5 separate regions of the Homo sapiens genome follow, and all the other regions are linked to region 5. A link is a contact called in ENCODE Hi-C or POLR2A ChIA-PET data. All regions are on one chromosome and are shown on one strand. The core of a region is the stretch at or near the end of the contact, and the rest is flanking DNA. Distances in the headings are between cores, read along the strand shown. Region 1 holds the start of PKMYT1 (protein kinase, membrane associated tyrosine/threonine 1). Region 2 holds the start of THOC6 (THO complex subunit 6). Region 3 has its middle 8.3 kb from the start of CLDN9. Region 4 holds the start of KREMEN2 (kringle containing transmembrane protein 2). Region 5 holds the start of LINC01569 (long intergenic non-protein coding RNA 1569).

Region 1 (4,841 bases), core at 2,142-4,641, 1.3 Mb before region 5:
GTACAGGGCAGCATGTCCACTCTGATACCACCTGGCCCTGTGGCTCCAAAGAGGCCACAGAAGAGAGCTATGTCTATACCACACACTTATTCTACTTTAAACGGCAATGGGAGCAATAAGCACCTACCAAGAAAAGGCAGAGGACAGATTCATACTCACCTGCCCACCAGGCTGTTGTATTTTAGAGATGATAGAAACATAAGAGGAAAACCATGGGGCCCGTGTTCTTGAGGGTCTTGCAGTCGGGTTAAGAGCAAGGCAGTTTGGAGTCAGACGGGCTGCGCCTGCATCCCTGCCCTCATCACGGCCAGCTCTTTGATCCTAAACTACACAACCTCTTCCGAGACTACACGGGCCCACGATCCCTTATCTCCAATTCCAAAGTGAAAACCCGGAATCCCTCAAGTGTCTTTCTTTTTCATAACTGTCGTGCCAAAACCCAGTTAGTGGTGTCCACTTCCAGAATGGCAGTGTGTGCAGCTCCGTGGACCCCTGCCCCAGTGAAACAGCACAACTGATGACGATTATTCAAAAGCAAGCACTGAAAGCCTCTGGGCATGGTGCCCAGGGCACACAGCAAACAAAGGTTTACACAAGAAAACCTGCCAAGGCCTGGGAATAATGGCAAGCCTGTTGGCACCTGAGCCATGACACTCCTGCCCTCCCACCTCCAGCACCCCTCTCCCCCCGCCTAGCACTGGGGGCAGGTGTGGCCAAGAAGAAGGGCTCCCTCTCCCCCAGCTCCCCGTCAAGGGTTAGGGTGTTTGCCCAGGAGGGCCAGGTTCTCAGCACTTCTCAACCCTCCCAGCTCCACATGGCAGAGGCTAAATTCCAGCTGAGTGTGGCAGACAGGCCAGGGGCTCCTTTCTTCCACCTGCCCCCAAGCATAGAATAGAGGCTATATCTCAGGCCCGGCAGGCTGGGAACATGGAGCCCCAGCTCATTTGTAGGAAGGAGGCTCCACACTGGGAGAGGGCAACCAAGAAGGCCAGAGGCTCCTGCCCAACCCAGCGACCTGCTCCTAAAGCAATAGCAGCACTCAGAGAGGTGCCCCGCTGTCCTGCCCCCAGTTCCACAGCATGGCTCAGACAGAGATTTAGCCTAGGGGTAGACGTAGGTCATAAATAGAGCTCTCCCCACCCACCAACCCCCTGAAAATTGGCTTGATTTGAAACAGTGCGTAGGGAAGTTCAAGTTTAAAGGGGCTGTCAAAATCAGTGGAAGTTTTGGTGGTGCGCCATTAAGAAGAGACTGGTACCCGCATTAGGGCAACCAGCTGAACCATAGGCCAGCTAGTTTACCACAGAGAAGTGGAGAAAGAGCTAGCTAGGAAGAGCCTGCCTGCTGTCAGAACAAACCTCACTGACCTCAAAAGCCACCCTGTCAAAGGAGCTCAAAATTAATTGGATCTGGCCAGGCACAGTGGCTCATGCCTGTAATCCCAGCATTTTAGGAGGCTGAGGTGAGTAAATCACCTGAGGTGAGGAGTTCGAGTCCAGCCTGGCCAACATGGTGAAACCCCATCTCTACTAAAAATACAAAAATTAGCTGGGTGTGGTGGTGCATGCCTGTAGTCCCAGCTACTCGGGAGGCTGAGGCAGGGGAATTGCTTGAACCTGGGAGGCAGAGATTACAGTGAGCCAAGATCATGCCACTGCACTCCAGCCTGGGCAACAGAGCGAGACTCTGTCTCAAAAAAAAAAAAAAATTTAATTGGATTGGACCGTGGAACACTTTATGCCCCAAGGTATTGTTTGTTTGTTTGTTTTTGAGACAGGGTCTCACTCTGTTGCCCAGGCTGGAGTGCAGTGGTATGATCTCGGCCCACTGCAGCCTCCGACTCCCAGGTTCAAGTAATTCTCTTGCCTCAGCCTCCTGAGTAGCTGGGATTACAGGCGTGTGCCAACACACTAGAATAATTTTTATATTTTTAGTAGAGATGTGGTTTCACCATGTTGGTGAGGCTGGTGCACCAAAGTATTATAAAAAACAATAGAGCGGCTGGGTGTGGTGGCTCACGCCTGTAATCCCAGCACTTCGGGAGGCAAGGTGGGTGGATCACTTGAGGTCAAGACTTCGAGACCAGCCTGGCCTACATGGTGAAACCCCATCTCTACTAAAGATACAAATTTTTGCCGGGCGTGCTGGTGCATGCCTGTAGTCCCAGCTACTCAGAGGCTGAGGCAGGAGAAATGCTTGAACCCAGGAGGTGGAAGTTGCGGTGAGCCGAGATTGCGGCATTGCACTCCAACTGGGCGACAAGAGCAAAACTCCATCTCAAAAAAATATACATAATAGTAAATAAAAAATTAAAAAGAGCAGTCTCCAGTACCTGAGGGAGTACAGGGGTGAGGGGAGCGATGCTACCTGGGCCTGGCTGGCAGGCTGCCCTCCATCTTGTGGAGACTCTTCCTCTGACTCTAACTACCTCAGAGTCCCAGCCCAGGGTTTCTCCAAGTCAGGAGCCAGGGTGTTGGGATCCTGGAGGTCACTGGTCACAAGCACAGCCTCCAGGCCCAACCCTGGCACACTCGGGGACCTGGGCCTGTGCATCTTAACCCAGTTCTCCCACCGTCCCTGCCCTACGACTTACGTTCTAGCATGACTGGCCTGGCCCAACAGCCTCAGTGGTGGGACGGGGGAGGCAGGAGCAGGGGCTCCCACGTGAATCCAGGGTGTCCCTGAGCTAAGGCCAGGCGGGGGTGACCTCCGCAGCTTCCGGGGCCCTGGGCGATCGGGCCGTCTCGCCTCACCCTCTCACCAGGCCCGACACATCTGCTGGCCACCTTTCCCGGTAGACGGTAAGTTCCTCCCAGGCAGGGCCGCGGCTGACTTCACTCCGTGGGTGTGGGGAAGCCCTGGCGAACAGAGCAGTGGACGGGCTGTCACGAGGGAAGAGGGGCTGTTGCAGAAGAAGAGAGGCTGTCCCGGGGCAGGGGCTGTCACGGAGGAAGGACTGTCACGGGGAGGGCGGCGGCGCGGGGTTGATGGACAGCAGGCGGGGTCTCCGGGAGGGGCGAGTAGGGCGGGACCGCCGCTGGGAAGGGGCTCGAGGCAAGGGAACCAGGAATTGGGGAGGACGGGAGGCAGGGGCTCGCGGGGGCGGGCCTGAGGGGACGCGAGCGGGCCGCCGGGGAGGCCTGAGGGGCAGGGGTAACGCAGACCTGGCGAGGCGGAGGGGAGCGGCGAGGTGGCCACGCCGAGGCCCCTCACGGCGGGGTCTGGGCTCACCTGGGGCGACTGGGCGGGGCGCGGGTCCGCGAGGGCCCAGATTCCGGGTCCGCGGAGGCCACGGGACCCCTCGGGTGGCTCAGCGGGCCGGAGTCTGCCGTCGACTGTTCCGGACGCCCGGGCGGAGGACTCCCGTGAGGGGGAACGGCCCGTGAACGCGCGCGGAGCTGCTCGCGCCAAAAATTCCAAACCGGCCTCGAGGCTCCTCCCCCTCCCCAGTGCAGCCCGTCAGGGGTGCCCGGGCTCCGAGGCTCCGCCCCTCGTGCTGCGTGCGCGCCGCCGAGCCGCCCCGCCGCTCACTGCGCAGGCGCACAGGATTCTCCGCGCTGGCCCGGGGCGTGGGTGGCGGCCTGGTTCTGAGTCGCTGCGCGGGGCTTCAGCCGCCCAGTCCCTGGGACGCCCACTGCCCTCCAGGCCTCGCACCCGACACCCACCGCCCTCGCTGGGCTGGCGTAGTGTTTGGGTCCATAAAAGGGACCGCCATCCCGGTGCTCGGAGCAGGCGTAGCCCCAGGGTTACTCCGGGTAGGACCAGGAAGTCCCTACGGCCTCCTGGGTCCCGGCACCCCCCTTCTCACTCCGGCCGTGTTCTGAACCAGGGTCGCGGTGGGAGGCCAGACGCACGACCCCCAACCCCTAGCGCACGGCTTCGGGAGCCAGAAAAAGCCGCCTCTTCCAGGAAGCTCTCCAGATAGGCAGGACTCTGCTTGGCCTGACCTCGCCTGCCTGCAGCTTCCCTGCCAACAGGCCTCAGATACTTTTTTTTTTTTTTTTAGACAGGGTCTCACTGTCACCAAGGCTGGAATGCAGTGGTGCAGTCCCCAGGTTCAGGCGGTTCTCCCAACCTCAGCCTGCCGAGTATGTGAGATCACAGGCGCGCGCCACCGCACTCGGCTCATGTATTTTATTTTTAGACAGGGTCTCATTCTGTTGTCCAGGCTGGAGTGCAGTGGGGCGATCTCGACTCACTGTAACTTCCGCCTCCCCCGCTCAAGCGTTCCTCCCACCTCAGCCTCCTGAGTAGCTGGGACCACAGGCGCGCGCCACCACACCCAACTAATTTTTGCATTTTTTTGTAGAGACGGTGTTTTACCATGTTGGCCAAGCTAGTGTCGAACTTCTGACCTCAAGCGATCCGCCCGCCTCGGCCTCCCAGAAGGCTGGGATTACAGGCGTGAGCCACCGCGATTGGCCGCAGGATCATAGTTCACTGCAGCCTCGAGCAGCCACTTCCGGGGCAGCTCCTCCATTCTCTGAGTTTGAGACTTGCTCTCAGCTCAGATCCCTTCAGCGCTCTCCTGGCTGAACGACCTTGGGAATGCACTGAGCCTTTCTGAGCTTCGGATTAGTCTCCTCTCCTGGAAAAAAAAAAACAGCTGAGGACGCTGGGATGATCCCCTAAAGTGATTAGCAGGGGCCCTCGCGGAGCAAGTCGGGCTAGGGATTGTTCCTTCCCTCACCGAGGGGCTCTTTATCTGTTTAACTGGGTGGGAGGAGTACGCTTCCGGCCAACCCTCCCCCAAACGCTGGCCTTCTCACTCTCACCTCTCCTTCCGCCTTATTTTTGCTATTGCCCTGATCTCTGTCCGATGTTCTATCTTTTGTTTGTGA
Region 2 (4,614 bases), core at 676-3,175, 1.2 Mb before region 5:
GGTGCCCTCCTTCCTAGAGGCCCTGGGGGCCAGGCTGACTTGGGGGGCAGACTTGACACTAGGCCCCACTCACTCAGATGTCCTGAAATTCCACCACGGGGGTCACCCTGGGGGGTTAGGGACCTATTTTTAACACTAGGGGGCTGGCCCACTAGGAGGGCTGGCCCTAAGATACAGACCCCCCCAACTCCCCAAAGCGGGGAGGAGATATTTATTTTGGGGAGAGTTTGGAGGGGAGGGAGAATTTATTAATAAAAGAATCTTTAACTTTAAATGGTTTGGAGAGGCAGTGATCCCCGACTGACTCCCCTGAGCTGGAGGGAGGGAGTGAGTCAGCCAGCCGCGGGGGCGGGGGTGAGGCTCTGACTCACACATTCTCAATGCCTGGAACTCAGCCGGCAAGGACCTGGCTGGCCCTAACAGTTTTCCAGGGAAGATCTTGAGGAGAAACCCCAGCATCCCGCGCCTCTGCCCTCTCCACCATCCCCAAAAGCCCCAGGTTCCAGACTGAAGCCTTCCTTTGCTCAGCAATCTTTATTCAGTTCTTCTTGGGGGTGGGATGCCTCCCTTCCCATGCTCCCACCCCTCCCATCCCAGAACTCCGTTGGGCTCAGTGTCCTCTGTTGAGGGAAGGTCTTGGTGCCCAGATGCCTACTCTGCAGGAGAGGGAGGAACCTTGTCCCTTTGCGGGAGTCGCTGGTCTCTTCTGTTGTGGGGAAGAAGGAAGGTGGGAGGGGCACTGTCCACCAGCACTCAGAGCTCCATTATGTCCCCAGCTGGGGTTGCAGGGTAGGGGGGACTGGGGGTGTCCCCCAGCCTCAGCAGACGGAGGGCCTCAGGGATGAGGCTGCCAGGATAGCGCCAGAGAAGCAGCTCAGAGCAAGGGCTCCTAGAAGAGGAAATGACTGTCAGGGCATGGAGCTGAGGCTGGCCTAGCTGAGCACCTCCCACCAGGTCCAGGTCCCCAGGGGCTCCTGGGTTCCCAGCACTTTCCAAAGAGCCAAGATGGGAAACAACCCAGAGGTCAGCTAGAGCTAAAAATGGCACGATGAGGCAGGGCCTGAGGTCAGCTGTGAGGACCGCCTGTGATTCTGCAGAAGGCCTGGCCAGTGGAGGAACCTACCTGAGTGGGGGCAGGGCTGGGGAGAAGGTCATGGGGGGGCTGCAGTAGGGGTGGTCATTGTGCAGGCTGAGTTGAGAGAAGTGGGTGGCCATGTTCTCCTCAGACAGAAACTGCTTGCGCAGAGGCTCCCTGGGGAGAGATGGCAGAGAGGCAGGCTGGGATACTGACACAGGAGGCAGCCTGTTGGGGACCAGAGGTGACAGAGATCTTGTTGGGAGTCCCTCCCTGCCCCCAAACTCACTGCTCCTCCTCCAGGCGCCGCTTGGTGCTCATGGGCACAGCTCCTCGGAGAGGGGAGCTGGGAAAAAAAGAGAGCCTGGTGCACCCCACCCTCTTGGCCCCTTCCCAAGGATCTGCCCGCCTAAGCCTGCAGCATCAGCCAGGAGCCCCAAGCCCATTCCTGTCTCAGCTGGTGCCGGTCCCCGCTCTCCTGGACCATCCAGCAGGGTACCTCGGAAGTCTCGACCCTCAGCCGCAGCCCCAGTCCCATCTCAGCTCACGCCTAAGCCCCGCCGATTCGCCCCACCCCGTATTCATCCTGCAGACCAGTCCTGAGCACCCAGCCAAAGCTCCTGCGGCCCTTGGTCAGGCCCACCCTGGTCCCCTACACGCACCTGGCGTCCAGGCCCCAAGTCACCCCCAAGGCGGCCCGCGGGAGGCGCTGGGCCCCTCCCTGGGGGCCTCGCTGCAAGGGCTGCTGCAGGATCATTGGGTTTTGGGGTCCTGCGGGTGGGATCTGGGCGACAGGGGAGGAGTCTCTGAGGGCGTGGCCAAGAGAGGATGGGCGTGGCTTTAGGCGGGCACAGCCGCGAGGTTCTGCGCGGGCGCGGAAGACGGGCGGCGCGTGGCGGAAGGCAGGCTTGCTCCTCGGGGTGGGGGAGGGTATCCGGCTTAAGGGGGCTGCGGTGGACACCACTTCTTAATGTCGGGGGTCTTCGCGGCGCTCACCTCGGCTCCTAGGGTTCGGGACGGTACGCACCAGCCACCTTCGCGCCGAAGGCGGTAGGGCGCCACGGAGAGGAACCGCTCTAGGCACGTAAGGCCTCGTGAGGTTGCGTCGCGCGCGGAGCACTCTGGGACTTGTAGTTCTGGAGATGGAGCGAGCTGTGCCGCTCGCGGTGCCTCTGGGTCAGGTGAGACGGACGTGGTGCGCGTTGCCTTCTGGGGTTTGTAGTTCACGCATGGCTGGGACGGGGCGGGCAGGGAATCGTGCCCTGAGCCCTGTTTTGCCTGGGCTATTTGTGGGACTCAGACTCTGACCAGGGGGGCGGGATAGTAACCCAGAAGTGCTTCAGGGGCTTAACGCAAGTCAGAGAGTAGGAATTATAAATCAGTACGTTTTTCTATGTTGGGGTAGTAGAGGTACTTTTTTTTTTTTTTTAATTTTCTAGTTCTTGCAAAGCACTTTTTTTTTTTTTTTGAGACAGAGTCTCACTCTGTCACCTAGGCTAGAGTGCAGTGGCGCGATCTCAGCTCACTGCAACCTCCGCCTCCCAGGTTCAAGCGATTCTCCTGCCTCAGCCCTCCAAGTAGCTGGGACTATAGGCGTGTGCCACCATGCCCAGCTAATTTTCGTGTTTTTAGTAGAGACAGGGTTTCACCATGTTGACCAGGCTGGTCTCGAACTCCTGACCTCAGGTAATCTGCCTGCCTTGGCTTCTCAAAGTGCTAGGATTACAGGTGTGAGCCACCACGCCCGGCCAAATTTTTTTTTTTTTTTTTTTTTTGAGATGGAATTTCACTCTTGTTGCCCAAGCTGGAGTGCAGTGGCTCCATCTGGGTTCACCGCAACCTCCGCCTCCCAGATTCAAGCAATTCTCCTGCCTCAGCCTCCTGAGTAGCTGAGATTACAGGCATGCGCCACCACTCCCAGCTAATTTTGCATTTTTAGCAGAGACAGGGTTTCTCCATGTTGGTCAGGCTGGTCTTGAACTCCTGACCTCAGGTGGTCCACCTGCCTTGGCCTGCCAAAGTGCTGGGATTACAGGCGTGAGCCACTGCGCCCGGCCCCACATTTTTAAATTTTTTTTGAGACAGAGTCTCACTATGTTGCCCAGGCTGCTCTCAAACTCCTGGCCTCCCAGAGCGCTGGATTACAGGCATGAACCACCACACCCGGCTTAAGCACTGAGTGACAGCCCCATGTAAAGCTCTTGTCTATACACTAGCTCATCTAATTGTGATGGAATCTTCTGTGAGCTCCATTTGTCAGTTGAGGAAGCTGGCAGGAGAGGCCTGGGTGCTTGCTCAGAGGTCCCTGAGGCATCACCTCAACTCTCCCCTTCTTCAGTGTCTTCTTGGAGCCACCCATGGGACTGCATGGGCAGGTGCTGGCTTGGGGCGGGGCCGCCTCAAAAGAAGGCTGAGAAGTCAGGACAGTGGGAGGCCTGGCAGGTTTTGGGGGAAGCAGGGAGGAATCTGTGGATGGGAGGTTTCATACGTCCCAGGCAGGCCTCATCCAGTCTTTCCCTGCAGACAGAGGTGTTCCAGGCCTTGCAGCGGCTCCATATGACCATCTTCTCCCAGAGCGTCTCACCATGTGGGAAGTTTCTGGCGGCTGGCAACAATTACGGGCAGATTGCCATCTTCAGGTACCCTCTGCCGCTGTCCACCCATTAGCCCTGGCACTTGGCCCTCATGGGACGGATGCCCCCGTTTCTGACTCCTGGGTCCCCTCCGCTGTCCCTGCAGCTTGTCCTCTGCTTTGAGCTCAGAAGCCAAAGAGGAAAGTAAGAAGCCGGTGGTGACTTTCCAAGGTGGGTATACCTGTGGAGTCTGGCTTCAGGACTTTGGGTGGGATTGGCTCACTCAGTTCTGCATTTCTCTTTAGCCCATGATGGGCCCGTCTATAGCATGGTTTCCACCGATCGACATCTGCTTAGTGCTGGGGATGGGGAGGTGAAGGCCTGGCTTTGGGCGGAGATGCTCAAGAAGGTAAGGAGTCGAGCTTGGGAAAGGGCTGGGGTGCCTGGACCCAGAGAGAGCCTTTGAGGTCACCTGGTATTTTCTCTTTTGAAGGGCTGTAAGGAGCTGTGGCGTCGTCAGCCTCCATACAGGTGAGCAGGGCCACGTGGATAGAGGGTGCATCAGGGTGAAGCCACTTCCTCACTGACCTTGCCTTTCCTTCCCCAGGACCAGCCTGGAAGTGCCTGAGATCAACGCTTTGCTGCTGGTCCCCAAGGTCTGAGCCCCATGTGACTGTTCTTGGTCCAAACTTTGATCCTTCACCCTCTGCCTATCCTGATTTGACATTGACTTTCTGCCTCATCCTGCTCCTCCACAGGAGAATTCCCTCATCCTGGCTGGGGGAGACTGTCAGTTGCACACTATGGACCTTGAAACTGGGACTTTCACGGTGAGCAGGGTCCTGGAGCCCTAGAGCAGGTCTAGGTCAGGGAGAGGCACTCTTCCTAGGTCTCCTCCTGACATCGCCCCTCTACATGCAGAGGGTCCTCCGGGGCCACACAGACTACATCCACTGCCTGGCACTG
Region 3 (4,986 bases), core at 1,449-3,948, 1.2 Mb before region 5:
AGGCATGGTGGGTCACGCCTGTAATCCCAGTATTTTGGGAGGCCAAGGCAGGAGGATTGCTTGAGCCTACAATTTAAAGACCAGCCTGGGCAATATAGTGAGACCCCCATCTCTATAAAAAATAAATAAGTAAATAAAAACAAATACGAATTTCACAACTCGACTTTTCCCTAAATATTTTGCGTGCCTTAAATGCCTGATTAACGAAATAGCCTTAGACATCTCAAACAACAATTAGAAACATAATCGACTTGACTCTCTTGATTCTCTCTCTCTTTTTTTTTTTTTTGAGACGGAGTCTCGCTCTGTCGCCCAGGCTAGAGTGCAGTGGCGCAATCTCGGCTCACTGCAAGCTCCCCCTCCCGGGTTCATGCCATTCTCCTTCCTCAGCCTCCCAAGTAGCTGGGACTACAGGCGCCTGCCCAGCTAAGTTTTTGTACTTTTAGTAGAGTCGGGGTTTCACCATGTTAGCCAGGATGGTCTGGATCTCCTCCTGACCTCGTGATCCGCCCGCCTCGGCCTCCCAAAGTGCTGTGATTACAGGCGTGAGCCACCGCACCCGGCGACTCCCATCTCCACAAATAAAAAACTTAGCCTGGCAGGGTGGCGCATGCCTGTAGTCTCAGCTACTTGGGAGGCTGAGGTGAGAGGATTACTTGAGCCGAGGAGATCGAGGCTGCAGTGAGCCATGATGGCACTACTGCACTCCAGCATGGGCGAAAGAGCAAGATCCTGTCTCAAAAAAAAAAAAAAAAAGTTTCTATATTCCAATTTTGAATAGATTGACCATTTTATCCTTTTTGTTCTGAGCTACCAGATTCGCACCCATCTGTCATTTACAATTGTTCTTAGGAACTTTAACACAAATGCTAAGTATATTATCACCAAACTTTACTTTTGAATTGTGATATCGTTTTATCTTTCTTATAAGATAACTGAATGGAAATCTGTGCACCTTGACCCATCCACACAGGATCCTCATACCTGAGTTGCAATGGGTAAACAGCAACGAGAGGACAATCTCACACTCCACATCGGTGGCGTCGGGGGGCGGGCGCGGTGGGTCATGCCTGGAATCCCAGCACTTTGGAAGACTGAGGCCGGCGGATCGCTTGAGCCCAGGAGTTCGAGACCAGCCTGGGCAACATGGTGAGACTCCATCTCTACACAAAATATAATAATTAGGCCGGGCGCGGTGGCTCACGCCTGTAATCCCAGCACTTTGGCACGCCGAGGCGGGTGCATCATGAGGTCATGAGTTCGAGACCAGCCTGGCCAACATGGCGAAACCCCGTCTCTACTAAAAACACAAAAATTAGCCGGGCATGGTGGCGGGCGCCCGTAATCCCATCTGCTCAGGAGGCTGAGGCAGGAGACTCGTTTGAACCAGGAGGCGGAGGTTGCAGCTGAGACTGCGCCAATGCACTCCAGCCTGGGGGATAGAGCGAGACTCCGTCTAAAAAAAATTTTTTTTTTAAATTTAAAGACCATAATAATTAGCCGGGTGTGGTGGCGTGCACCTGTAGTCCCGGCTACTTGGGGAGGCTGAGGCGGGAGAACTGCTTTAGTCCGGCAGGTCGAGGCTTCACTGAGCCAAGACCGCGCCACTGCAATGTAGCCTGGGCGCCAGAGTGAGGGGCTCAGTCCCCAAAAAAGCCACCTAAAAAACAAACAAAAAAAAAATTGGTGAGGCGCCGCGCCTCGGTGTCGCAGCGAATCCGCAGATCCTCAAGCCAGGTGGGGGCGCCCACTGCGCGTGTGCAGCGCCTGATAGCCAGGCTAGCTGAGGGCGGGGAGCAGCTGCGGCACCTGGGACACAGCGATTGGCTGGGACCAGGAGAGGGCGGGAAGAAGAACTTGGCGGAGCGCGCTCATATCTCTGATTGGCTGCCAAGGGTAGCCCTTGACAGCTGCCGGGTGGGACCCGTAGACCGCGAGCGCACTGGCCCGTGATTGGTTGGGGTGCGGCGGCGAGCATCTGCGATTGGCTGGGCCGCTCGGAGTGCGGCGCTTGGCCACCTCCCGAGGTACCAGGTCACGGCTGGCGGCGCGCTCTGGGGCCCTGGGCTGGCGGCCGCAACCGGGGTGGCGGCCGCAGCCAAGCTGGCGGCGCGGCTGCCCCGCTCCAGCTCGCACCCGCGGCTCGCCCGCGCCCGCGCCCACTCGCGATTGGGCCGGGCCCGCTCGACGCTGCCGCCCACCCCGCTGCCCCCGCCGTCCCTGCCGCACCCGCCGTTGCCCGGCCTGCCGCCCGGCCTGAGCCCCGGGCCGCCGACGCCCTCCGCTCTCGCCCTGGCCGAGCTGCCACCGCTGCCCGCGCTCCCGCTGCGGCCCGAGCCGCTGGCGCCCTGGGGCCCCGGCGCGCATCTGGCACTGCCCGAGCTGCCGCCCGAAGCCTGCTCACCCGCGCTCTCCGCCGCCGTGCTCGCACTGCAGGACCTGCCGCGCCTGCCCGCGCCCGCGCGCTCCGCCCGCGCTCCTACCGCTGCTTCCGCTGCCCGTGTCCGCCGTCGCCTCAGCCCCTGGGCCCGTGGGCGCGCTCGTCCGCCCGCCCCTGGTCTCCGAGCCGCCGCCGCATCCGCTTCCGCCGCTGCCCGCGCGACCCTCTCCCTTCAGCCTGCTGACGGCCCCCGAGACCCGCGACCCATGGCTGCTGTCCGCCTTTCCCCTGCCACCGCCCGTGCCCCTGTCCCCGCATTTCTTCCTGTCGCCGCCCTGCTGACCTGGCCCCTCCCGCGGCGGGTGAGTAGGCAGCCCCCGACAGGGCCAGTGCCCGTAGCCACCTTCCCCGGGCATGGATTCAGAGGACGGGGGTTAGAGCCCAGTTTGGGGAAGAGAGAAGGAGAATCGGAAGCAGCTCAGGTTTGGTAGAGAAAGGAGCGAGTCTGAAAATAGACTTGTCTAAAGATTCGGGTCTTCCATTTTCCCCTGCTGCCCTCCAGCAGGCCTCTTGCTAGGTTATTTGAGAATGTAACCCGTCCCCTGGGCTGATAACCTGGCTAGTGATCAGGGCAGCGGGCGGGGCCCACAGCACGTGTCCAAGGAAATGGGGATCAAGGGTATGAAAACAAAAGTTTAAAGTGCTGGGCCGGGCGCGGTGGCTCCCGCCTATAATCCCAGCACTTTGGGAGGCTGAGGCTGGCGGATCACCTGAGGTCAGGAGTTTGAGACCAGCCTGACCAACATGGAGAAACCCTGTCTCTACTAAAAATACAAAATTAGCCGGGCGTGGTGGCACATGCCTGTAATCCCAGCTACTCGGGAGGCTGAGGCAGGAGAATCGCTTGAACCCGGGAGGCGGAGGTTGGGGTGAGCCGAGATGGTGCCATTGCACTCCAGCCTAGGCAACAAGAGCTAAACTCCGTCTCAAAAAAAAAAAAAAAAGTTTAAAGTGCTTTAACTATATCCAAATATTTCATTTCTCTTATAAATAAAGGGTCTGGATGCCATGGCTAAGGCCATCCTCAGTGTATGGCTCTTGAAAATTCTGATCCTGCCGCAAAAGTCTTTTTTTTTTTTTTTTTTTTTTTGAGACGGAGTTTCGTTCTTGTTGCCCAGGCTGGAGTGCAATGGCATAATCTCGGCTCACCACAGCCTCCGCCTCCTGGGTTCAAGCGATTCTCCTGCCTCAGCCTCCTGAGTAGCTGAGTTTACAGGCATGCGCCACCACGCCCAGCTAATTTTCTATTTTTAGTAGAGACGGGGTTTCTCCATTTTGGTCAGGCTGGTCTCAAACTCCAGACCTCAGGTGATCCGCCCGTCTCCCAAACTGCTGGGATTACAGGCATAAGCCACTGCGCCCGGCCTTTGAAAAGTCTTCAGAAGTCAAATTTTCAACTGAAACAGATCCAGGGGTCGGGCTGGCTGTGCGCACCAGGGAAGCAGTGGTGGGGATCGATACTGGACCCAAGGGTCACATGCAAGGGCTGTGAAGTCATCCCCATGGGACAGGAGAGCTTCCCCCACCCCCACCCGGGCTGGGCCCTGAGAGGAAGCTCCTGTTCTCTCCAGCTTTGCCTGCACCCCACCTGCCAGTTTCTGTGCAGCCTCTACAACTTAATAAAGTTCTCTTTGTTCCCTAGGTGGCCTGAGCTCAGGTAATCAGGCGAAAATTCTTTCTCAGTGGGCTCTTCTCCAGCAGCCTAGGACTGGTATCAGAAAGCCAACCTTGACCCTGGGGGACCTCGGAGAGCCCGGGACCCACCACCAAGAAGGGCAGTGTACTAGTTCTTTGTGACTGCAGTAAAAATTTTATTTTTTAATTTTTTTTATTTTTGGTAGAGATGCGGTTTCACCATGTTAGCCAGGATGGTCTCGATCTCCTGACCTCGTGATCTTCCCGCCTCGGCCTCCCAAAGTGCTGGGATTACAGGCGTGAGCCACCGCGCCCGGCCTGACCGCAGTAGCAAATTTATACACACTGCATGGCTTCAAACAACAGAAATGTATTCGTTACAATTCTGGAGGCCAAAAGTCAAAAATAAAGGTGTGGGCAGGACCCTGTTCCCTTCACAGGTGCTAGGGGAGGATCCCTCCTGCCTCTTCCAGCTCCTGGTGGCTCCAGGCCCTCTGTGGCTTGTGGCCGCATCACAGGAGTTCCTGCCTCCGTCTTCACATGGCCTTCTCCCCATGTCTGTCTCCAATCTCCCTGTTTTTATGTTGTAAGAGGTTGGATTGTCGTTGAAGGTAGGACCCGCCTGAAACCTAGGATAATCTCATTTTGATATCCTTAGTTTAATTACATGTGCAAAGGCCCTTTTATCAAGTGAGGTCACATTCACAGATTCCAGGGCTTAGAGGGTGGAGGTATCATTTTGCGTGCCCCCATCTGGACATGCAGTGTCCTCTCCCCTGTGGGGCTGACCTACCTTCCTAGCCGTCTTCCCAGAACGTAATGTGTCTTAAATCCGTCATGCTGACCTGGGGCCCTGGGTGCCCTTGGGCAGGAGCTGATGGCACTAGTACCTTGATAAAGTTCTTACTGGC
Region 4 (4,662 bases), core at 890-3,389, 1.3 Mb before region 5:
GAATCAGAGACCCTGGAAGCGACATGGAGGCATGAATCAGCGCCCAGCCCCTGGATCAGACCAGGCGGAGCTTGAAGCCCAGTTCCAACGCTTAATAGCTGGTGACGCCCACGAGTCACCCAGTTACCACCTCTGCGCCCCATCTGCAGAATGGGGAGATGAGCCTGTCCCCTCTCGCAGGGCGTCAGGAGGGCAGACATGCCGCTGCTTGCAGAGCCCTGAGTGCCAAATGCTGGGGAAGTGGTGGGGGGTGGGCTTCTTAGTTCTGGAAGTTTCCGTGAGTGACCTGAGACTGAAGTTTGCCGCAGGGATACTCCACCCCACTCCATCTCAGTGCCCCAGCCTCAGCACTGAGCACCCACTTCCTCTCACCCCCTGCCCCCTCTGGAGGAGACAGGCCTGGGCCAACCGAACCGGGTGTCACAGTGCCAGGGACAGAGGGACGGTTCTTTCAGACCCTACTCTCTCAAGGGAAGGGGCTGATTCCTCCACCAGCGTCCCAAGCCGGCCCCCTTTCCGCACAGAGTCCTTAATTGTCCCTGTCGCCACCTTGCCCCATCCTCAGATGGCTGTGGCTGTGGGGGTGAAGCTCCCCACGCACCGCCATTGTGCAGGCCTGCCCCTAGGACATCCTCTGTGGACTGGAGCCCGGGAGGACTTCACTGAGCCCCCGCCAAGAGAAACCGGGCAGACAGGTGGTCCCGGATGCTCCCTCGTCGGGAAGCGCAGTTGGGTTCCAGGGAGCCCGTGGGTGCTGGAGGCCCCAGCTCAGGGCTCAGTGAGCCGGGCCAGCCTGGCCTCTGAGAGGGCTCCCGGAGGAGGCGACCAGGACCCTGGCCTAGAGTCTCAGCAAGTCCATCTCCTTCAAATGCCCCCACCTCGGCTCCACGCCCCTCCTCCAGAGCACACTCGCGTGAGGCGCCAGCTGGAAGATCCTCGCGGGTCCCAGCACCGCAGTGGGTGCCTGGGCCTGACAGAACCTCCCTGAACCCCATCTTTCTTCTCCATCGACACCGGGGCAGAGACGGTGTGGGGGCTGCAGGGCGGGGACTGGTCGGCCTGGGCTCGACAGCTTGGCGAGGGCCTGGTGCGGGCTGGGCAGGCTGGACTGAGGGGCAAAGAGGTCTGGGCGGGGCGGGGCCGCTCTGGGCGCCCGGCCCCCACCAGTTCCTTCCCCCGGCCCCCGCCTCCGCCCTCCCACGCACCTGCGCTGGCCTCCCCCCAAGCCCTGGGGGCAGCGGGCGGGTGGCGCTGGGAGATCAGAGGACTCGGAGGAGTCGGGCCCAGGGGGAGGGGGCGGGGAATTTCCCCCCACGCCTGCCTGGGCCTGCTCCCCTCCCCCTCCCCCGCCAGGTGGGGGGCACGGCTGGGGGAATTCCACTGCAGTGTGAAGGCTCGGGAGAGTCTGGGCTGGGGGTCCCAGGGAAGGGCGGGGCAGGGGGAGGAGGAGGGGACAGACTGGGACCTGGGGCGCAGCTGCCTTTCTCCCCAGACACCAGCTGCCCCTGCCTGTCCCGGACTGAGCGTCCACGACTCCCGCCTGTCTCGTGGGCGCGGGGGCAGGGAGTGGAGCTTCCTCCGTCAGGCCAGCGGCATCTGGACCAGGGGCGGGAGGGGCGTGCGGATCCGAAGAAAGTGTGCGCGTGAGCGCCTGGCAATGAATGGGAGAGAGTGCGAGCGCGTGCGTGCACTGGGAGGAGGGCGCTTGTAACTCGGACATTCCGGGTGTCCTGGGGCGCGTGCGACCACGTGAGGGGGTTCTGTATCTCCCATTTTAAGGGCCTTCCGTCCGCTTGCCCCGCCTGTCCCCCTCCACACCTTCCCACTTGAACCGGCACCGACCTGAGGGAGAGGGGGCCGGGAAGCGCTGGACGCCCGGGGTCGGGGGAACGGGCGTGGGAGGCGTCTGGACCTGCTGCCTCCGCTCCAGTGCTGGGCGGGGCTTCCCGGCCTCCCATGGGGGGAGGGAGAGACCCAGGGGGAGGGACCCACGGAGGGATGCGAGGCGGGCAGGAGTCAGCCCGTTGGAGACCTGGGCGAGGGAGACGCCGAGAGCTAGGCTCAGTGGGAGGGGGCGGGCGTAGAGGCTGAGGCACCGCCCAGAGCTCGCTGAGACAGAGACTGAGAACGCCCCCGGCCAGATTCCCCCCGGAGAGACCCGGGTAGGGACAGGGACAGAGAGACGCCTCTAGGGGCAGAGGCCCTGGGAGGCAAAGACCCCCAGGAGAGATTTACCCACCCCAGACGGAAAGCGCGGCTCAGAGTCGGACGAGGGGAGACTGTCAGAGGACAACGCCCCCTAGGTCTCCTGGGAGACCCCGAAGCGACCCCGGGGGCAGCCCGGGCCGTGTCCGGGCGAGGGTGACCTATCCTTGGTTGAGAGCGATGGGGACACAAGCCCTGCAGGGCTTCCTCTTTCTCCTCTTCCTCCCGCTGCTGCAGCCGCGTGGGGCCTCGGCTGGGAGCCTGCACAGTCCAGGTAAGTCCCCGCACGGCTGTCGGGCCGTGTTCACCACCCCTTCCTCGGCCTCCGCCCCCAGGGCCAGGCCCCCAAGGCTAGGGAGGGGGACAGAGCAGGTGGCCGGAGCAGCTGAGCAGCCCGAGGGCTCCTGCAGGGGCGGGTGCGGGGTCGCTGGCTGGGGACCCAGGCGGGAGGTGGCGTAGGGGCGCGAGGATGCCCGGCGTGGGTCCGGACCTCCCCAGGCCCTGCCTTTGCCGTGCAGGCCTGTCCGAATGCTTCCAGGTGAATGGGGCTGACTACCGCGGCCACCAGAACCGCACTGGCCCGCGCGGGGCGGGCCGCCCGTGCCTCTTCTGGGACCAGACGCAGCAACACAGCTACAGCAGCGCCAGCGACCCCCACGGCCGCTGGGGGCTGGGCGCGCACAACTTCTGCCGGTGAGGGGCGGGGCCTGCGCTGGGGGCGAGGCTGGGCTCACCATTGCAGGGATGGCCCGAAGCGGGGCCTCCGTGCGGGCGGGGTGGAGGTCTGCCGTGGACTGGCAGCCCAGCCTCCTGGAGAACCTGGGGGCGGGGCCAGAATGAGGGGCGGGGCGGGGCGGGGCGGGGCGCGCGGAACCCTGGCGCAAAAGGGATCCTCCTCAGGTGAACAATTTCTGCAGAGCTCCAGTTCAGGGCCAGGAGAGAAACGGACCTGGGCACTCAAAGGACCCGTATGGGCGGGGCCTGGTCAGAGCGGGGGCCGAATGGGCGGGGCCTTGTCAGAGTGGGGCTCTTGTCATACAACTTATTTTGGGGTTCAGAGCCACAGCTACGGTCTGAGGCAGGATGGACCCAGCGGGAGGAGAGCCGCAAAGCTCAGGAGCTCACTTCTGCTTTTAAGTGGGGTTGGAGGCCAGGCGCGGTGGCTCAGCCTGTAATCCCAGCACTTTGGGAGGCCAAGGCAGGCGGATCATCTGAGGTCAGGAGTTCGAGACCAGCCTGGCTACCATGGTGAAACCCCATTTCTACTAAAAATACAAAAAATTAGCGGGGCATGGTGGCGGGCGCCTGTAATCCCAGCTACTCAGGAGGCTGAGGCAGGAGAATCGCTTGAACCCGGGAGGCGGAGCTTGCAGTGAGCAGAGATCGCGCCAATGCACTCTAGCCTGGGTGACAGAGCGAGACTCGTCTCAAAAAAAAAAAAAAAAAGTGGGGTTTGAGGGACGGAAGTGGCTGAGGCCCATGCCGGGTGGGGGTGAAGAATACAGATGGCCTCAAAGTCCTCATATATGGAGTCAAGTCTAGCAACAGCTGAAGCCTAAAAACAGCTCTCAAGTCCCCTTTAATGACTTCCCGCTGTCCACTCGGAAGTCGACGTCCAGTTCCTTCATCAGGCAGAGTTCTGCGTAGACAAAACTGGAATTTGTGGGTGTACAGCAGGCAGCACAGCCGCTCACAGGCACAGAGCCTTGAAGGCCACTTTGAGCATAGGCTGCGGGGCCGGGCCTGGGTTTGCTATTCTTGGGGTGGTGGGAGCCCCACCACCTCCCTCCCACCCGCAGTAACCCAGACGGTGACGTGCAGCCGTGGTGCTACGTGGCTGAGACAGAGGAGGGCATCTACTGGCGCTACTGCGACATCCCCTCCTGTCACAGTGAGTAGCGCGGCTGGACAGAGGTGGGAACGCTGCTGCATCTGGGAGGAGGGTTGTTTTCGGAGTCACGGAAGTCTGACTCTGCCCCCTCAGTGCCAGGCTACCTGGGATGCTTTGTGGACTCAGGGGCACCCCCAGCCCTCAGCGGCCCCAGCGGCACCTCCACGAAGCTCACGGTCCAGGTGTGCCTACGCTTCTGCCGCATGAAGGGGTACCAGGTACTGCTCACGGGCCCAGACCAGTGACCCCTGACCTGGACCTAAAGACCACACTCAACTCCCAACACTCGGTTGCCAAACCCAGACACCGGTTTCTGAACCTCCAGCCCGATTCCCACCCCGACCCCAGGCCCCCACCACTTCACCCCTACCCCAGCCCCTGCCCTGGGGTCACCCAGTCTGTGCTCCCAGCTGGCGGGCGTGGAGGCCGGTTACGCCTGCTTCTGTGGCTCTGAAAGCGACCTGGCCCGGGGACGCCTGGCCCCCGCCACCGACTGTGACCAGATCTGTTTCGGCCACCCTGGACAGCTGTGTGGCGGCGATGGGCGGCTGGGCGTCTATGAAGGT
Region 5 (5,222 bases), core at 991-3,490:
CTGGGCGTGGTGGCGGGCGCCTGTAATCCCAACAACTCGTGAGGCTGAAGCAGGAGAATCACTTGAACCCAGGAGGCAGAGGTTGCAGTGAGCTGAGATTGTGCCACTGCACTCCAACCTGGGCAACAACAGTGAAACTCCACCTCAAGAAAAAAAAAAAAAAAATTAGCCAGGCGTGCTGGCACACACCTGTGGTTCCTGTTACTCGGGAGGCTGAGACGGGAGAATCACTTGAATCCAAGAGGTGGAGGTTGCAGTGAGCTGGGATCATGCCCCTGCACTCCAGCCTGGGCAACAGAGCGAGACCCTGTCTCAATCAATCAATACACAACAGCGAAAACTAATATACTGTGACAGGAATTAAAACCAAGGCCAGGTGTGGTGGCTCATGCCTGTAATCTCAGATCTTTGGGAGGCCGAGGTGGGAGGACTGCCTGAGGACAAGAGTTTTCAGACCAGCTTGGGCAGCATGGTGAGACCTTGTTCCTATTTTTTAAAAAAAGAGAAGAAATTAAAACTATGGTGAGATTCCACCATACACCTACCAGAATACCTAAATAATGATAAATCTGACAATACTAAGTGCTGGTGGGAATGCAAGGCAACTGGAACTCTCATAAAAATGGTAGAGAATAGAGAACTACATACACATAAAACATTAAAAAACGTGTAAATCTGAGTAAGTCCCATGTACAGTACCAATGTCAATTACCTGGCTTCTATGCTAACTGTAGCTATGCAAGATGTTAACACTGAGGGATACTGGGTGATCTCCCTATACATCTCTTTCTTTTAAAAAAAAAAAAAAAAAAAAAGATAGGCCAAGAGCAGTGGCTGACGTCGTAATCCCAGCACTTTGGGAGGCCGAGACGGGCAGATCACCTTAAGTCAGAAGTTTAAGACCAGCCTGGCCAACATGGTGAAACCCGTCTCTACTAAAAATACAAAAAAATTAGCTGGGCGTGGTGGCGCACACCTGTAATCCCAAATAACTCGGGAGGCTGAGAAAGAAGAATCACTTGAACCCGGGAGGCGGAGGTCCACTGCGCTCCAGCATGGGTGACAGACCGAGGCTCTGTCTCAAAAACAAATAGAGATGAGGTCTTGCTATGTTGTCCAGGCTAGTCTAGAAATCCAGGGCTAAAGCCATCTTCCCCCTTCAGCCTCTCTAGTAGCTGAGACTACAGGTTAGAACCACCAACCCAGACTTCTCCCTGTACATTTCAATAATTATTTCAAAACTTAAAAATCTGAAAGAAAGCAAACTGCTTGATAGTGGCAGAAAGCAAGCATGAGGGGATTCTGGGGCTTGCTGGGGGTGTTGGCTACCTGGGTGTATGTTCAGTTTGTGAAAATTCACGGAGCGCCTAAGCTATGCACCCTCTTCTGAATGTGTTACCCAGTACTCCAATAAAAGGCTTTTGGCCCTGGAGAGGTGGCTCACGCCTGTAATCCCAGCACTTTGGGAGGCCAAGGCGGGCGGAGCACCTGAGGTCGGGAGTTCGAGACCAGCCTGACCAACATGGAGAAACCCCGTCTCTACTATAAGTACAAAATTAGCCGGGCGTGGTGGCGCATGCCTGCAACCCCAGCTACTCAGGAGGCTGAGGCGGAAAATCGCTTGAACCCGGGAGGCGGGGGTTGCGGTGAGCCCAGATCGCGCCACTGCACTCCAGCCTGGTCAACATGAGCTAAATTACGTCTCAAAAAAAAAATAAATAAATAAAACAGCCGAGCTGGAGGTGTGTGCCTGTAATCCCAGCTACTCAGGAGGCTGAGGCGGGAGGCTCGCTTGAGCCCGGAAGGTGGAGGCTGCAGTGAGCCGAGATCGCGTCACTGCACTCCAGCCTGGGCGACACAGCACGACTCTTTTAAAAACAGGTTTTGTTGAGTGCCGCATTGATCCGGTCCCTCCCACGCCCCCTGTGCTTCACAAAAACGTCAGGTCCGAGCTCCGGCGCGGCGGTCTCCTCCTCCGCGGGTCCGGGCCGGAACTCGGCAGAAGGACGAGCAGCTCCTTGGGGCCGGCAGTCTCCCATCGCACTGAGATTGACACGGCAATGTTTCGGATACTCTGGGTAAAAATTAAATGTCTTACGAAAAGTCCTGTCACCCGTTTCTTGATTACTTTTTACGGCGGCTTCCAGAACCTTTCGTCAGCGCGAGCTCCATGCCCGGAGGCCGCCGTCACCTGCTCTCCGGGAAGGCCCTGGGCAGGCAGGCAGCGCGCTGAAGGAGTCCGGGAGCAGATCGTGCGAGAGAGCGCGCGGGCGCCAGGCGCGGGGGCGGGGCCAGACGTGCGTGCTGGCGGGAGCGCGCGCGCCATGGCCTGAGGCGTCTGGGAACATGCGCGGCGAGGGGACGGGCGGGGCGAGTCCGGGAAGGGGCGGGGCCGCAGCCGCGCCCCTGACTTCCACCGCCTGCGGGTGAGACCGCCTACCATCGCCCGGCGCGCTTGAGCATGCAAGGGGAGGTGGGATTCCCCTGGCCCGCCCCCAAGCCACGCCTCTGGCCTATGAGAACTGAGCTGTCCCGCAGGGACCGAGAGAGGAGCCTCCGCTTTCGCAGGGGCTGGGCGTTCCGGGCGCACTGCGCCCTCTGTTGATCCTCTTAGGAGCTGCGTGGGGACCGTCGGGCCTGCCGTTTCGCACCTGGCCGAAAGGGGTCGCTGTGCCGGGCCAGATCCTATGTAAATTTAGCTGGATAATCTCAGCAAGAGAAAATTGGCTGCAGTGCAAAGAAGCCAGGCTCAAAAGGCAGGGTTATCCCATTTCTATGACATGTCACAGGTAAGACTATGGCAACATAGATCAGTGGCTCCTAGGGGCTGGGTTGACCACCAAGAGGCATGGGGGGCATTGGAAATGAAGGAACTAATTCATATCTTTTTTATTTTGCTTTGGTTTTATTTATTATTTATCTATTTATTTATTTTTGAGACAGTTTCGCTCTTGTTGCCCAGGCTGGAGTGCAATGGCGCGATCTCGGCCCACCGCAACCTCCGCCGCCTGGGTTCAAGCGATTCTCGTGTCTTAGCCTCCCGAGTAGCTGGGATTACAGGCATGCGCCACCACGCCCGGTTAATTTTGTATTTTTAGTAGAGACAAGGTTTCTCCATGTTGGTCAGGCTGCTGTCGAACTCCCGACTTCAGGTGATCCGCCCACCTTGGCCTCCCAAAGTGCTGGAATTACAGGCGTGAGCCACCGTACCCGGCCTGTTTTATTTTTTCTTTAAATCATATCTTGATCATAGTGGTGGGTAGGAAACTATGCATTTGCGTGTAGGAAACACGCAAAACCAAAAATCAGAAAGTGTGACTTCTACTAAATGTAACTACTTTCATTTTTAAAAATTATTTATTTATTTATTTATTTTTTAAGATGGAGTGTCGCCCTGTCACCCAGGCTGGAGTGCAGTGGCACAATCTCAGCTCACTGCAACCTCCACCTCCCCGGTGCAAGTGATTCTCCTGCCTCAGCCTCACCAGTAGCTGGGACCACAGTTACTGGCATTCGCCACCATGCCAGGCTAATTTTTGTATTTTTAGTAGAGACGGGGTTCCACCATGTTGGCCAGGCTGGTCTCAAACTCCTGACCTCAAGTGATCCGCCCACCTCGGCCTCTCAAACTGCTGGGATTACAGGCGTGAACCACTACTGTGCCCAGCCTAATTTTTGTATTTTAGTAGAGTTGGGGTTTCACCATGTTGGCCAGGCTGGTCTTGAACTCCTGACCTCATGTGATCCACCCGCCTCGGCCTCCCAAAGTGCTGGGATTACAGGTGTGAGCCACCACGCCCAGCCAACTACTTTAATTTTTTAAAAAAGATATTAAAACCAGAAAGCAGGTGGTTGCTGGAGACTGGGAGGAGGGGGAAGGAGTGACTGCTTCATGGAGTCATTTTGGAGTGACGGACATGTTTTGGAACCAGGTAGGCTGTGTAACACTGTGAATGTATGAAGTGCCATTGAATTGTTCACTGTAAAATTCCAAGAAAACCTGCAGACTCCTGCCTTTCTGTGAAGAGTTCGTGTCCACTGTCATCGTGGGGTGAGCTGTGATTCTGCCTTCTGCTCTGGCCTCAGTCCCCAAGCACCCAGCACTGTGAGCATGAGGCATAGGAGGGGACCACGGTGTAAATCGATCTCTGGTCACGGAAGAGTGAAGGATTTAAAGGACCATGGCCTAGCCTGGGCAACATGGCAAAACCCTGCCTCTACAATAAAATATAAAAAAGTCAGCCGGGCCCAGGCCAGGCACGGTGGCTCACACCTGTAATCCCAGGACTTTGGGAGGCCAAGGTGGGTGGATCACCTGAGGTCAGGAGTTCAAGACCAGCCTGGCCAACATGGTGAAACCCCATCTCTACTAACAATACAAAAATTAGCTGGGCATGATGGTGGGTGCCTGTAGTCCCAGCTACTCAGGAGGTTGAGGCAGGAGAATCGCTTGAACCTGTGAGGCAGAGGTTCCAGTGAGCCAAGATCGTGCCATTGCATTCCAGCCTGGGTGACACAGCAAGACTCCATCTCAAAAAAAAAAAAAAAAAAAAAAATTAGCCAGGCTTTGTGGTACAGGCCTGTAGTCCTAGCTACTAGGGAGGCTGAGGTGGGAGGATCACTTGAGACCAGGAGGTCAAGGATGCAGTGAACTGTGATCAAAACACTGCACTGCAGCCTGGGCGACAGAGCAGGACCCCATCTCACACCAAAAAATAATAATAAAAATTTAAAAATAGCCAGGCATGGTGGCTCATCCCTTTAATCCCAGAACTTTGGGAGGCCGAGGTAGGCGGATCACTTGAGGTCAGGAGTTCAAGACCAGCCTGGTCAACATGGTGAAACCCTGTCTCTACTAAAAATACAAAAATTAGCTGGGCATGGTGGTGCACTCCCGTAGTCCCAGCTACTTGAGAGGCTGAGGCAAGAAGATTGCTTGAACCCAGGAGATAGAGGATGCAGTGAGCCGAGATCACGCCACTGCACTCCAGACTGGGAGACAGAGACTCTGTCTCGAAATAAAGGACCATGCCAATCCCCAATAGGATGCAATGTCCTTGTGCCGTTATTATCGCCAATTTTTAGAAGAAGAAATTGAGGCTCAGAGGAAGCGGTTTGTCAGAGGGGGAACTGACCTCTGGCAGACCAATTCCAGGATCTTAGCACTTAAACACCACACCACGGGGGGGCAGGGGGGTGCTGGGGGGGTGCGGTTGGAGGGG

The links. A loop is a pair of places that touch in the nucleus more often than their neighbours do. ChIA-PET counts read pairs that join two places held with the same protein, here RNA polymerase II (POLR2A). Pooled maps may share reads with other maps.
Region 1: a loop to region 5 is called in a pooled map, with 10 times the contacts of the local background. The contact joins the promoter of PKMYT1 here to the promoter of LINC01569 in region 5. A Hi-C loop is called at or near these places in 4 of 50 pooled maps.
Region 2: a map of naive thymus-derived CD4-positive, alpha-beta T cell shows a loop between it and region 5 (12-fold over the local background). The contact joins the promoter of THOC6 here to the promoter of LINC01569 in region 5. A Hi-C loop is called at or near these places in 1 of 168 maps with a recorded cell type or tissue (naive thymus-derived CD4-positive, alpha-beta T cell) and 8 of 50 pooled maps. POLR2A ChIA-PET finds 5 or more read pairs at or near these places in 2 of 52 experiments (BJ and PC-9).
Region 3: a pooled map shows a loop between it and region 5 (7-fold over the local background). The contact joins the enhancer-like site here to the promoter of LINC01569 in region 5. A Hi-C loop is called at or near these places in 1 of 50 pooled maps. POLR2A ChIA-PET finds 5 or more read pairs at or near these places in 2 of 52 experiments (activated CD4-positive, alpha-beta T cell and activated naive CD4-positive, alpha-beta T cell).
Region 4: a pooled map shows a loop between it and region 5 (6-fold over the local background). The contact joins the promoter of KREMEN2 here to the promoter of LINC01569 in region 5. A Hi-C loop is called at or near these places in 5 of 50 pooled maps.

Annotation. Positions count from the first base shown.
Region 1 is chr16:2,977,055-2,981,895 of GRCh38, forward strand. It overlaps PKMYT1 (protein kinase, membrane associated tyrosine/threonine 1), which reads right to left and starts at 3,392. Exons shown (of 9, transcript NM_004203.5): 1 at 3,232-3,392; 2 at 2,594-2,858. The coding sequence starts at 2,603. RefSeq lists enhancers at 2,082-2,958, 2,959-3,834, 3,835-4,711 and silencers at 3,126-3,355, 3,366-3,725.
Region 2 is chr16:3,022,110-3,026,723 of GRCh38, forward strand. THOC6 (THO complex subunit 6) reads left to right here and starts at 1,926. Exons shown (of 13, transcript NM_024339.5): 1 at 1,926-2,256; 2 at 3,599-3,714; 3 at 3,815-3,879; 4 at 3,954-4,057; 5 at 4,142-4,179; 6 at 4,256-4,304; 7 at 4,407-4,478; 8 at 4,570-4,614. The coding sequence starts at 2,218. HCFC1R1 (host cell factor C1 regulator 1) reads right to left here and starts at 1,833. Exons shown (of 4, transcript NM_017885.4): 1 at 1,738-1,833; 2 at 1,365-1,421; 3 at 1,124-1,252; 4 at 516-889. The coding sequence starts at 1,832. The coding sequence ends at 754. TNFRSF12A (TNF receptor superfamily member 12A) reads left to right here. Exons shown (of 4, transcript NM_016639.3): 4 at 1-274. RefSeq lists enhancers at 1,179-1,278, 1,261-1,905, 1,906-2,549, 1,939-2,248 and a silencer at 1,669-1,868.
Region 3 is chr16:3,002,138-3,007,123 of GRCh38, forward strand. No RefSeq gene overlaps it. Among named protein-coding and RNA genes, the nearest start is that of CLDN9, 8.3 kb to the right of the region's middle. RefSeq lists enhancers at 1,626-2,584, 1,731-2,025, 3,831-4,125 and silencers at 1,690-1,983, 1,731-2,025, 1,970-2,069, 2,080-2,169. Within about 2 kb of position 2,699, at least 13 of the 41 ENCODE cell types and tissues checked have a DNase peak (open chromatin) inside an H3K27ac peak, as active enhancers do.
Region 4 is chr16:2,962,136-2,966,797 of GRCh38, forward strand. It overlaps KREMEN2 (kringle containing transmembrane protein 2), which reads left to right and starts at 2,140. Exons shown (of 9, transcript NM_172229.3): 1 at 2,140-2,479; 2 at 2,724-2,898; 3 at 4,005-4,096; 4 at 4,190-4,314; 5 at 4,507-4,660. The coding sequence starts at 2,386. RefSeq lists enhancers at 1-374, 375-1,372, 859-988, 2,957-3,916, 3,519-3,638 and silencers at 1,069-1,148, 1,179-1,308, 1,859-1,938, 2,469-2,718, 2,789-3,158.
Region 5 is chr16:4,251,549-4,256,770 of GRCh38, forward strand. It overlaps LINC01569 (long intergenic non-protein coding RNA 1569), which reads right to left and starts at 2,241. Exons shown (of 3, transcript NR_039999.1): 1 at 2,099-2,241; 2 at 1-486. RefSeq lists enhancers at 1,123-1,745, 1,810-2,019 and a silencer at 2,250-2,509.